2 separate regions of the Homo sapiens genome follow, and region 1 is linked to region 2. A link is an interaction called in ENCODE POLR2A ChIA-PET data of the cell type or tissue named here. Cell type or tissue: Caco-2. All regions are shown on one strand. Links, peaks and the distances in the headings refer to the core of each region. The heading gives the core; the rest is flanking DNA.

Region 1 (6,880 bases), core at 436-5,435, 54 kb before region 2:
GCCTCTGCAGTGCTACTTACCTTTTAGTCCCAAGTTTAGAGCCACCTTGGCCAGTCCAGCCCCCAACATAGCTCCAGCCAGCTTCCTCTATCTGTGGGGATAAGCCACAGAGCTCTGCACAAGGCTAAAGCACTAGGAGGCCTGTGTGGGACTGGTGCCACTGCTTGAGTTCTAACCCTACCCCTGGATCCCCCTTGGTTGGAAAAGGTACACCAGGTATTAGCTTTTCCCCACGCACTCAACTTCTTCTACCCTTACTGCTCATTCACAAATATTAAGCATCTACCTATGCCAGGCACTGTGCTGAGCTTTGGGACAGAGAATTAAATAAGACATGTTGTTTGCAATGGTTCACTGCAGTAATTCCTGCTGTTCCTACTGCCCTAGTATTAAATATCTACTTCTGCCTGGACCCTGAGAGAGGAGAGAGAGGTAGTGAGGAACAGAGGAAGCCAAGAGAATGGACAGGTCATTCTTGCTACACTTATCTTCCCCATGACTGCTCCTAGGTCCCAGAATAGTCCCCATACCTGCCCCTTGGCCAGGCCCTCGAAACCATCATGGACAACGAGCACTCGGTTGCCCTGGATAAGGCCAATCCTCACAGTGGAGCGAACAGCAGCATTCATGCCTGCAGCCGGAGCCCCCACGTTCATCACAGCCACTGTGTGCGAACCACTCTATACAGGAGGAAGCAGGGAAAAATGAGGACAGAAACCCAGCAGGGGAACAGGGAGGAGGTTAGTAAAGGAGGGCAAGGGCTCTAAGCCCTTGTCATCCAGGGATCAGGATATCTGCCTAAGACAACACAACACACACCCCTCTCCCAAGGAATGCCAGCACAGCTGGCTACCACATACATGGAAGCAAAATTCTTGATCACAGATCAATAAATAAAGCTGCTGTCCCCCATCTCAGATATCATTATTATACAATGAATGAGAGACCTTCCAGAGCAGCACTTCCCAAGTGTGTTCCTTGGATCACCTGCATCAGAATCCACTGGGGGAGCCTGTTAAACCTGCATATTCCTGGCCTCTACCCAGATATGAATCTCCTCTGAGAGAGGGGCCCAGGAGTTTGCATGTTTAATAAGCAACCCAAACAATTCTGATATATACTTAATATTGAGAACCACTACTCCAGTGGAAGAAGTGGCTTAGATACACTTAGATGTGATTATTCCCATATTTTCCCAGAGAAAAAGTACATAAGCCCTCTTTCCCATTCTTTGCATGCTATCTTGCCAGTCCTGAAGTGGGCATGGGTCTTGTGTTAGAGATATCCAGGGTACACTAAGAAGGGGGCTCTGGTATCTGGGGTGGTTAAGAGGAAATCATTATAATAGGGCCAGGGACCCAGCACTGAAGATCAGAGTGGGGCAGAGAAGTTGGCAAGGCTTATGTTGTATGGACTGTGGTAGCATTTATGAAGAGAGACTGGGGGAGGGAGAAGGAAAAGGGGAGAGGGCAAGTCAACTTGCCAGTACCTTAGATACCGGGGGTCTGACATGAGCTAGAAGCTTGTACACCTCCCAGTTGTTCATGAAGCTCCTGTAGGAAGTACAAATAGAGAGAGGTGTCTTCAGGCCATTCCCCACAGCCAGCAGCCATGGAGATCCTGGTCTGAAGTGTTGCTCCCAGAGGGAAGTTCCATAGGGCAAACCTCTGAGGACAGAACTGGGGCAGAGCAGGGACAGGGCAGGGGCTGCAAAAGGGCCACTAGTTCATCAAACACTCCCTCAGTACTCTTCTTCAGGCACTATGCTCAGCACAAGAGACTGTCCCTTGCCTAGAGGAACTTATCATCTTGCTGGGGCTCACATATAGAAATAACAGATTATAAAAGGTTGATGCCAGGGACCACACCCCTGAGATGAACTGAGCCTCCCAGTCACCTCACAACTAATTTTCTTGGGCAGGAACTTGCTGCAGAGAGAATCAGAAAAGGAAGCAGCAGAAGCTCATGTTTTGGGCCTGGAGCCATGGAGATCTTTGGCTTCGTTCACGCCTCTGATTTCTGTAGCTAGTGAGCTTCCCGTCATCTCCTCACCGGCCTCTCAGCTTCAGGGCTTCGTCAAATTTCTTCTCATCCATGGCCTTGGTCACATCTTTGGTCTGAGGGGGGAGCACAGCGACAGTTTCAACTCCAGGGTCAGGATTCTGCACAGCTGGAACTCCATCCCACAGTCGAACTCTGCCCATCTCTGGGATTGTGACTAGATCCTGTCCATTCTACACCCCACCTTTCCTATGCCCCCAAACTTTCATGGAAGTATTTTTGTTTTTCCTGAGTTGTCTAAGTAATGAGCAGCAAAAGAAAAGAACTGATTCTATGCTCTGTTTATTTTATTTTTTTTTTGAGACGGAGTCTCGCTCTGTCGCCCAGGCTGGAGTGCAGTGGCGTGATCTTGGCTCACTGCAACCCCCTGCCTCCCGGGTTCAAGCAATTCTTCTGCCTCAGCCTCCCAAGTAGCTGGGATTATAGGCGTGTGCAACCACACCCGGCTAATTTTTTTGGTATTTTTCACCATGTTAGCCAGGATGGTCTCAATCTCCTGACCTTGTGATCTGCCTGCCTCGGCCTCCCAAAGTGCTGGGATTATAGGCGTGAGCCACCGTGCCTGGCACTATGCTCTGTTTATTAGAAGTATGGGCAGAGTGGAAGAATGCTCACAGATAAATAGTATCTTCCATTCCACACCCAGGTCCCCGGCCTTAAAGCAGCCTCTAAAGTCATGAGTAAATGAAGATCCTACAGGTAACCCAGTTAGGAAGGACTGATTCCTGCTGTGTGCTTCTCAACTACTGATTTCAGCTCTGTGGGGCAGTGCCTTCACTTTGGAGCTTTTACAGATACATTTCCAAGCAAGGCTGCAGGTAACTGGGACTCCTGAGTCTCAGAGAGAAGGAGGCCGGGAGATGGGGAGTATTTAGACCAGCCCTCAGAACCAGGCCACACAGCCTAGTTCTCGCTCTCAGCCGCCACGTTCGCTCTGTGGTATCAAAGGAGTGATTCCTTCATAATAAAGGCCACCATTTCCTGAGCACTCAACATTTGCTAGGTACTGTATCACATGCTAATATAGCTTATCTCCAATCCTTACAATAACCCTCAACGTTAGCATTAGTAACCTCGTGTTGGTTCAGAGAAACATGTTCAAGATAGAAATCATAGAGACAAAAGCTACCCAGCTAGAATTTAATAATATTCTCCTGTTCTTAATAAAGTTAGGAGGAATATAGCATTATTCTTCCAATAAAGACAAGATAAAAAGGTTTGAGGTTGTATATTATGAGATACTGGGTTTCATTACTAAGGAGGATGTAGAATCTCCCACCTTCCTTAGGAACATTTTACAGATGGGAACACTGAAGCTTAGTTAAGAGCTCCTATGCAAAGCCCACTGTGTTCTTTCCCCACATGTCTCTTACTATACCATCTTGCCTTTCCACCTGCTCCTATACCAGTGGCCTTAGACATAGTCTCATGCCCCTTGAGCTCCAAGGCAGGGGCTTGAGAGTGTTAAGAAAGGGGTTTAGGATCAGTACTTACCACCTGGACACATTCCATGAGGGGCAGGCGCACAGCCTGGTTACCAGAGAGGCTCACTACACAGGCTGGGGTATCTGGGGTCCCCTCCAAAAGTGCCATCACTGCTTCCACACCCATCCTGCTGCCCTGCAGGAGCCCAGAGAACAAAGACAGTCTGGCTCAGGCTGCCCCATCTTGGCTCAGCCTAGAGAGTCAGGATACTCGAGCCCTTTTCCAAATCACAAGACTGAGTCTCACAATTAAGAACTGCAGCAAAGAACTTACTGGGCTTTACCTCCCCAAACAGATTTCATCTAAAGCTTGATGACTCTGTATTCTTGCCATCGGAACCCCAAAGATTCTACTTACTTCTAGAGAAACATGCCCACTATGGTAATCAACAGGATTACTGGGGCTTAATAATATTCCCTTCTTATTGACAAAACAAGGTAGGAGATTGCTTTGCTCTTCCAGTGAAGATAGGATAAGAGGGTTTAAACTGAGTGTCTAAGGTTGGAATTACATGCCTGTAATTCCAGCATTTTTGGAGGCCAAGGCAGGCGGATCACCTGAGGTCAGGAGTTCAAGACCAGCCTGGCTAGCATGGTGGAACCCCGTCTCTACTAAAAATACAAAAAGTTAGCCAGGCACGGTGGCATGTGCCTGTAATCCTAGCTACTCAGGAGGCTGAGGTAGAAGAATCCCTTGAACCCAGGAGATGGAGACTGCAGTGAGCCGAGATTGCACCACTGCACTCTAGCCTGGGTGATAGAGCAAGACTCCATCTCTTAAAAAAAAAAAAGAAAAAAAAAAAGGCTGGGCCCAGTAGCTTACGCCAGTAATCCCAATGTTTTGGGAGGCCGAGGCAGGCAGATCACAAGGTCAGGAGTTCAAGACCTGCCTGGCCAACATGGTGAAAGCCCCATCTCTACTAAAAATTTAAAAAATTAGCTGGGCATGGTGGCAGGCACCTGCAATCCCAGCTACTCAGGAGGCTGAGGCCGGAGAATCCCTTGAACCCAGGGGGCAGAGGTTGCAGTGAGCTGAGACCATGCCACTGCACTCCAGCCTGGGCAACAGAGAGAGACTCCATCTCAAAAAAAAAGAAAGAAAGAAAAAAGAAATACCACTATATACCTATCAGAATAGTAAAAAAAAAAAAAAAAAAAAAAAAAGTGACGACCCCCAAATGCTGGTAAGGATGCAAACAAAACAGGTGGTTCATAAATTGCTGATGGAATGGTACAGCTATTCTGGAAACAGTTGGGCAGTATCTTTGAAAAAAAATTTTTTTAAGAAACAAAAAACTACCATACAACCCAATTGAACTCCTGGGCAATTACTCTGCAGAAATGAAAATTTAAGTTCACACAAAAAGCTGTACACAAATGTTCATAGTCGCTTTATCCCTAATAGCCAAAAATTGAAAACTCAAATGTTTGAATGATTAAACAAGCTGTAATACGTCCACTCCATGGAGTACTGCTCTGCAAAAAACAGCAAACTATAGAAACAAACAACACCTTTGATAAACATCTAGAGAATTATGCTGAGTGGAAAAAAAAGCCAATCCTAAAGGGTTGCATATTATGCAATTCCATTTATATAATATACATAAGATTAAAAATTACAGACAAAGAGACAGATTAGTGGTTGCCAGAGGTTAAGAATGAGGAGGGAGGGCCAGGCGCAGTGGCTCACGCCTGTAATCCCGGCATTTTGGGAGGCCGAGGCGGGTGGATCACAAGGTCAGGAGATCAAGACCATCCTGGCTAACACGGTGAAACCCTGTCTCTACTAAAAATACAAAATATTAGCCGGGCGTGGTCCAGGCGCCTGTAGTCCCAGCTACTTGGGAGGCTGAGGCAGGAGAATGGTGTGAACCCGGGAGGCAGAGCGTGCAGTGAGCCAAGGTCGCACCATTGCACTCCAGCCTGGGAGCGAGTGCAATGGTGCGTCTCAAAAAATAATAATAATAATAATAATGAGGAGGGATGGGTGGGGGTAAAGTACACGTGGCTATAAAAGGACAACATGAGATATCCTGTGGTAACAGAAATGTTCTGTAGCTTGACTATATCAATGTCAATATCCTGGTGATGATATTGTACTATAGTTAAGCAAGATGTTACCATTGAAAGAAACTGGGCAAAGGGTATGTGGGACTACCTCTGTATTATTCTGTACAACTGCATGTGAATCTACAATTATCTCAAAATTCGTATTAAAAATATATGAAACAAAACAAAACAAAAAGATATTGTTCCTCACCATTAGGAAGGCGTAGTCTCTCACCATTTTTGTAACAGAAGAGAACCCTCAAGTGTATGGGAATGGGTCAGTGGCCACTGCAGCCCAAAGGCTGGTGGAGAGGCAATGCGACCAGTGATGTAAGTCCCTGTCTGGTGAAGTGCAGCCCTGAGGGGGCAGGACTACAAGGTTGAGGGTTTCAAGGCATGAGGGCCACACAGCCCAGTGACTTACCAGAATTCTGTCAAAGGCTGATGGCGTCCCACCCCTCTGCACATGCCCCAAGACAGTAACCCGGGTGTCATATCCCAGACGCTTAACCACCAGCTGAAGGGACCAACAGAGGGACAGAGAGAGGGTTACGCAGAGTCAAAGGAAGAAAACAAGCAGAGACTTGGGTAAACCATGGACAGCTCAGCCTCTTGTCTTGTAATGGTTCTTTGTGGGAGGCAATCAGGGGCAGGGAACCAGGGAGAGATGTGCAGAAGGACCAAGGGGAGAAGCAATGTCAGGAGACTCAGAAGCCAGAAGGGAATGGGCTATGGATTCTAAGGCCTCTCTGGCTTCATTCATACGAACATTCTTGATGTCTTCTGAGGTGATTGGTTTTCCATTCTTGTCAATTGCACCCTCAGCCACAATGATGATGTTGAGACGAGAACCACGGGTCCTTGTCTGGTTGAGAACAAAGGGTAAAATGGTCCATGGAATGAAGCTGATGGGTGGGAAAGAGATCATCAGTGGAACAGGGTGAGGGATTTCTTAAGGGCAAAATAAAGTGCAAGTACCTCGCTGAGTCGGCGACAAAGGTGTTCCTCCCAGTCGTCATCTGGTGGACATTCAGGAATAAAAACCCAGTCGGCCCCACAGGACAGAGAGGTGACAAGGGCCAGGTATCTGAGATGAGAGTCAGAAGCATCCTGCTAGAAGTTGTACTCTACAAATAGCCTCACCCATACCCAACAAGTTCTCCTAGTCCTCATAGTTGATAAAAGGTCTGGAGAGCCTCCATTTTATTCGTGGGGCAAGGGTAAGAGCACCGGGGCCCCTCAATGAGATTCTGTCTCTAACGGATACCTTCCATTTATGTTCACCT
Region 2 (6,880 bases), core at 753-5,752:
TTCTGCCCTGGTATATTTTAGGAATGTGGGATTATTTAGTGTACTGTTTAGTCAAGTTTGAGCTTTATGGTGTTGATAGAAGCCAACAAGATGGCTTTTATTATTTTATGCACATGGACTCCAGGAATGTGTCAATACTCCCTGGGATCATGTTCCTCACTTAACTTTTAAAAAATTATACAGTAATTCACTCATACACTCACATTGTAGAAATCAACACATTACCAGCAAAGCTGAAGATCCCTTGACCACTACCCACAATCCCAATCCCTTTTCCTTGGTGTGTTTCCTTCCAAACCTTTTCCTATACCTATTTCTCTCTTACTCTTTCTTACTCATATATAGTATGATATATATGTTGTGTATACTATTAAATGTATGATATTATTTTGTCTTCATTAAAGATTTTCTATATGCATCATTTAGCAGGTGGCTTTTTTAATGCAATAAAGCCATGCTGTTATTTTAAAAAAATGTTATTACAGAAGTAGTACAAATACTTTGGGAAAGTTTAGAAAATATAGTTAAGAAAAATAAAAAATAAAAACATCACATTGCCACCAGCCTGAGATCAACTCTGTAATATCTTAGTACATATCCTTCTACATACTTTTCTCTACTTTTTTTCCAAAATGAGTTTATAGTATACATATTCTTTTGTAAATTTTGTTTTATACCCTAAGTCATATTTAAATTTTCTCAGTTGACCCAAAAGTATCTTTTATAGTTAGTTTAGTTTTGCATCTGGAAGTTATTGGCTTTGTCACTTATAACTAGAACAGCCTTTTTTTGTTTTGTTTTGTTTTGTTTTGTTTTGTTTTTTTGTTTTGTTGAGACGGAGCCTTGCTCTGTCGGCCAGGCTGGAATGCAGTGGTGTGATCTCGGCTCACTGCAACCTCCGCCTCCCAGGTTCAAGCAATTCTCCTGCCTCAGCCTTCCGAGTAGCTGGGACTACAGGTGCCCGCCACCATGTCCTGCTAATTTTTGTATTTTTAGTAGAGACGGCATTTCGCCATATTAGCAAGGCTAGTCTCGAACTCCAGACCTTGTGATCTGCCTTCCTTGGCCTCCCGATCCCTTCCTGGGATTATAGGCATGAGCCACCATGCCCAGCCTCAGCCTCCTTTTTTTAAATGACATGACTTTTCTGTATAATGTTCTACTTTTTGGATTTGGCAGGTTGCTTCCTCGTGGTATCATTATTTTGTCAAAAAATCACCTGTATTTTTTATAAGCTAGGTTTTAGATGTGACTAAAAGGTGTGCTGCATTTATCACATTTGAAAAACAAACAGTATCTTGTTTTGGTTCTCCTATTATTCATGATGCTAGACTGACCTCTGGATTGAGGAACTGACAGTCTGGTGGTTAATTGTACAGTTAGGTTTTTTCCCGTGTGACTTGAATGTAATCTAAATAATGTTACTTTGGCGTTATATGAATGATGAATTTCACATCAGCCATCACCTAATAATTAATATCATTTGCTAATACCTGATAATAGTTTTATTAGAGTTAATGAAATAATATTTTTCTAATTTTATCACTTTTACACTTCTTAATTGGCATTCTGATTGCATTTTTCCTTAGCTGGGGCTATTAGAGTCCCTGAAATGTGTTTCCTATGGGAAAGGCCTGATACATGATTAGATTTTTCTTTTTCATTACCAGTTTTCAAAGCAAGGTTTTTGTAAAATAGACACTTCATATGTTTCAAATGAATTTGTCTGTTCCTTTTTTAGTGTCATTATGGATTCAGTATTTTGTAATCCACTATAATTGTTATACTTTTAATGCTCACATTCTCAGAAATTTGGCTAGTGGAAGCCCTTTAAGCTTGCTTCTGTCTGTTTGACCTTAACTCATGAATTTTGGGTAACACCCTTGCTTTCTGTCATTGCAGGATGCCCTTGTACTGTTTCTTTAGAAGAGTAATCTTTTATGTTAAAAAAAACATGCATAGGCGCACGCATACTCTGGGAAACACAAATACAGAAGACATTGTGGAGAATCCATCATGTCTTTACCAAACAATTGCACTGCCCTTGCCATCTTTTCCTAGCTGCATCCACTCATCCTAAGAAAATAAGCCTGTTCCTAAAATTCTAAGTCCTTGCTCATTTCCCCATTCTTTTTTTTTTTTTTTTTTTTTTTTTGAGAGAAGCAAGAATATGACTGTAATTTAACATCAACAATGACACTGTGTAACAGCACAGGGAAGAGGTAGTGGAGAGAGATGGTCAGGCTTCCTGTTCCTTAACCAGCCTTGATTTTAACAGCAGAGCCCCAGCAACCTAGAAGCGCCTCACCTAGCCTCTTAATGGAGTGGGAAGGGGCAGGGACTTGGAAATTAGAGGCTCAAAATGTAAAGAAGGCTGATGGCAAGCCTGGGGAGAGGCCTGAGAATGAGGGAAGGGCTGAGGGCTGTGAGGAGTCCTCACACAAAGACCCTAGCACAGGTCTTCGGCAGTGAACATGCCCCTGGCCCTCCGCAGGGTGGAGTCCTTGGCGTCCTCATATGGGTGCTCCTTGGAGGGGATCTCCAGGACAGTAGGGATAGAGTGCTGGTGGGTGTCCAGGGCATGCTGCACCATCTCTGCGATGTACTGGTTGATGAGGATGATGCCAGTGTCATCCCGGTTTAGAAATTGCCGGAAAGTGTCTTCGATCTCATTGATGGTCGTATCCTTCTCCACCACCAGGAAATTGGGGTGGCAGTTCTTGTTAAGCTCCCCTATGCTGCCCAGCAGGAAACCAGTCACCGTGTCCTTGTCTCTGATCACTGCGATGAGCTTCCTTCTCCCCGCCATCCCTGCAGCCAGGCAGAGCTCACCCCAGAGCACCAGAAGCCACTCTCATTTCCCCATTCTTAACACACGTACAAACCCAAGAAGACTTAAAGAGAATTATGCACTGTTTGATTTTCTTTAGATCTTGTCTGATTTGGATTCAGACCACATGTAATGATTTTAAAGAGTTGATTTCATTGAATTTAGAATATTCAGCTGTGTTTCTCTAGTCTGAGTCTTGAAGAAAAAAGAAAATGTATTATGCTAAGAATAAGTACCTCAAACTTTCCAGGTAATGATAAATGAGAAAGAGCACATAGAAAAAACTCAAAATTGGCTGGGTGCTGTGGCTCACATGTGTAATCCCAGCACTTTGGGAAGCTGAGGCCGGCGGATTACCTGAGGTCAGGAGTTCAAGATCAGCCTAGCTAACATGGTGAAACCCTGTCTCTACAAAAATACAAAAATCACCTGGGTGTGGCGGCGGGTGCCTGTAATCCCAGCTATTCGGGAGGCTGAGGCGGGAGAATCACTTGAACCTGGGAGGTGGAGGTTGCTGTGAGCCAAGGTCGTGCCACTGCCTCCAGTCTGAGTGACAGAGCAAGATTCCATCTCAAAAAAAAAAAAAAAAAAAACTCAAAATTAGTAAGCCTTAGATATAAGACAGGGTTTTTGAGTTCACAATATTCTTCTTGCCAATTTGCCAATTTTTCCCATTAGATAGTATAAAGAGACAAAAAATTCTTCAGAGGAAGTAAATAGGCCAGAAGGAGAATTTAATGACGCAGCCTAATAGTTGTTTTTAATGAAGGATGGGAGCCCTCTGTTGGTCTTTAAGGAAATTTAAAAATTCAGTTTAAAAGCTTAGTTGAGAGGCTTCAGCCTTTATGCATTTTTACATATTTAATCTTAATTTCCTCCAACAGGCTGGGTACAAGGGGTACAGGGAATAATAGAAAATGTATGTGTTGTTAGCATACCTGGAACCCAGGTTTTTTGAAGACATCTAATCTGTTATGCTTTGTCATACCACAAAACTATATGGTTTCTGACCAAAATAAATTCTAGATTGTGGATCTAAAAATGCAGTTTTAAGTGTTTGATAATTTTGACAATGTAAGATCTTTTAAGTGGCAGAACCTGATGCAGCATCCTTATATATCATTTATTCATTTATTGTATCTTTCCCTCAAATGGGAAACCTATTATTTTACCTGTTTTGTTTGGTTGGTTTTATATTTTGAAAGTGAAAATAATCTCTAGGTTGGATTTATTTTACTTATTATCTGTTCTTATCTTTCTTACAAACTCTTTTTTTAGTGGATTATCAAACAGTTTTGCGGGAAAGTCAAACCATCACTGCCATGTATCTGCATATGAAAAATCTTTTCCTATTAAACCTGTTCCAAGTCCATCTTGGAGTGGTTCATGTCGTCGAAGTCTTTTGAGCCCCAAGAAAACTCAGAGGCGACATGTTAGTACAGCAGAAGAGGTAAGGAAAACGTGTGACAAAAGCTACTAAAAGTTAGGATCTTTCCCTACATTGAGCCATTTGCTCCCTATTAATAATTAGTTGTTTAAGAACCATTCTATTTTATCCTTCCTGTGCTTTTTCTGTCTGAATTACTCTTTTTGAGTGTTATCATCTATTCTAAAGAGATTAAAGAGGTGTTTTAGCAGGACTTCATTATTTGTCTTACTATTATATCTTCTATGCCTGCTGGACAGCTGACTTTACTTAATCTTTAATGTTGCCTGAATGGTTTCTCATACATCAAAGTATCTCTCTTTGATCTTTGCTAGACCCTTCCTAAACCGTTGTCTCCTATGGAAAAATTGTTACTCTTCCTCCGTAGTTTTTGATAAAATTTTATTTCAGTCCACGTGACGTGGCTCATGCCTATGATCCCAGCACAGTGGGAGGCCAAGACAGGTGGATCACTTGAGCCCAGGAGTTCGAGACGAGCCTGGGCAACATGGAGAAACCCTGTCTCTACAAAAAATATAAAAATTAGACGGGCTTGGTGGCTCATATCTGTACTCCTAGCTACTGGCGAGGCTGAGGTGGGAGGATTGCTTGAGCCCAGGAGGTCGAGGCTGCACTCGACTTGCTTTGTGTCACTGCACTGCAGCCTGGGCATCAGAGTGAGACCCATCTCAAAAAAAAATTGTTTTTTTAATTTGATGAAATACCTATTCTTCTTACCAGGAACAATTTTTCTTCAATATAAGAGAAAAATCAAAAAGCTAGTTAAACAATATACATCCTTTCATTATGAGTAAGACCTTTTTTGAAGTTACAGACTCCTGAAAAGAAAGATGTTCTGTTGACACTTGGGTTGTTATATTAATTCAGTAAACCTAAAAGAAAAAGCCAATTTTGTGAATGTAATGTAGCATATAATTTGCATGATAGGATGTGTGCACATATCTGTTAGATTACATATTTAATGTACGTCTAATGCTGTGGTTGCTTGGAGATACAAATGAATAATAATTACCTTGCATTTAAATAGCATTAGAGCTTCCAGTGTACTTTCCACGTGTATTATTGTTTTTAATCCTTTTAACTCAGCAAAATAGGTAGAGATGAGGTAATAGTCATGTTTTACAGATTAGGAAAATAAGGGTCATAGGTCACATGACTAGTAAATGGCAGGCCTAGAACCCAGAACTTCTGAAGAGGTTTGGTCAAGTATGCTTTCTGTTATACAACACAGCAATATGGTTCCTGCCCAATGAAGCTTACTGAGCATGGAGTCAAGAATACAGCATTACCTGCTAAATAATTACATAATTTGGTAATCAGTGATCTCTTAGGTGGCAAAACTTGATTATTTGTGATATGGTTACTAAAAATGCTGTGCATATTTTTGGTTTAAAGTTTGTATTGAGGCCGGGCATGGTGGCTCATGCCTGTAATCCCAGCACTTTGGGAGGCTGAGACGGGCGGATCACGAGGTCAGGAGATGAAGACCATCCTGGCTAATACAGTGAAACCCTGTCTCTACTAAAAATACAAAAAATTAGCCAGGCGTGGTGGCGGGCGCCTGTAAGTCCTAGCTACTCGGGAGGCTGAGGCAGGAGAATGGCGTGAACCCAGGAGGCAGAGCTTGCAGTGAGCCGAAATCGCGCCACTGCACTCCAGCCTGGGTGACAGAGTGAGAAGCCGTCTCAACAACAACAACAAAAAAAGTTTGTATTGAATCTAAAACATTTGGCTGGGCATGGTGGCTCATGTACAATCCCAGCACTTTGGGAAGCAAAAGCAGGAGGATTGCTTGAGGCCAGGAGTTTGAGACCAGCCTAGGCAACATAGTGAGATCCTGTCTCTACAAAAAAAAATTAGCTGGGTGTGGTGGCAGGTGGCTGTAGTTCCACCTACTCAGGAGGCTGAAGCAGGAAGATCGTTTGAGCCCAGGATTTCAAGGCTACGGTCAGCTGTGATTGTGCCACTGCACTGCAGCCTGGGTGACAGAGCAAGACACTGTCTCAAAAAAAAAAAAAAAAAACGAAAAAACACCAACATTCAAGTGGAGGGTGGCAGAACTAGTAAGTCATTTAGCAGGGCAAGGGATAGACAAGAAACTGGCAACATTTGCCTTTGATGACAAAGCTGGACAACAATGATGAAAAGGAGATTTTTTTTAACAAAAAAATTTTTTTTGACATTACACAAATTTTCATGTCATCGTTGTACAGGGGCCATGCTAATCTTCTCTATATAGTTCCAGTCTTAGTATATGTGCTCCTAAAGTGAGCCCAAGATTTATTTTTCATTATACCTTTTATGCTATTGAATTTTATATTATATTTACATTATTTTATGCATAAATAATTACTGGAGTTGTGGGGTTTATGATTATGCTGGATTCTAGACAGCCTAAGGGGTGCAGAGAGACTTTGTGGAGGAGACAACAGCAGCATGACAGCTGGGTACAGGGCTCCTAACCCTCGCCTGCCCCATGTTTCTGTTGCTCAGGCTCACCAGGATCCTTTAATTCTGTGTTCATTGTAAGTTTGCCATTCACCCACCAGCTCTGTGGACCACTCAGCCTTCCTTCTTTTGCCTCCTCTGCCAGCCTGAGGACT

The links. ChIA-PET counts read pairs that join two places held together with the same protein. Peaks named below come from ENCODE experiments on the same cell type or tissue, not always from the same donor. Only the 100,000 strongest peaks of a DNase experiment are listed, where the experiment ranks them.
Region 1: POLR2A ChIA-PET joins it to region 2 with 14 read pairs; 6 of 35 experiments call an interaction of 5 or more read pairs at or near these places.

What each region holds. Positions count from the first base shown.
Region 1 is chr12:48,134,522-48,141,401 of GRCh38, reverse strand. It overlaps PFKM (phosphofructokinase, muscle), which reads right to left. Exons shown (of 23, transcript NM_000289.6): 8 at 6,573-6,681; 9 at 6,364-6,459; 10 at 6,019-6,111; 11 at 3,556-3,681; 12 at 2,053-2,117; 13 at 1,490-1,553; 14 at 531-680; 15 at 21-91. Among named protein-coding and RNA genes, the nearest start is that of MIR6505, 5.2 kb to the right of the region's middle. In Caco-2, for the core only: no CTCF peak of the experiment used is centred there; no DNase peak of the experiment used is centred there.
Region 2 is chr12:48,080,991-48,087,870 of GRCh38, reverse strand. SENP1 (SUMO specific peptidase 1) reads left to right here. Exons shown (of 18, transcript NM_001267594.2): 6 at 4,109-4,280. LOC101927180 (V-type proton ATPase subunit F-like) reads right to left here and starts at 3,417. Exons shown (of 1, transcript XM_047429952.1): 1 at 698-3,417. The coding sequence starts at 2,809. The coding sequence ends at 2,450. It also overlaps the pseudogene RNU6-1203P. In Caco-2, for the core only: CTCF peaks have their summits at 3,426 and 3,625 (motif pointing left); no DNase peak of the experiment used is centred there.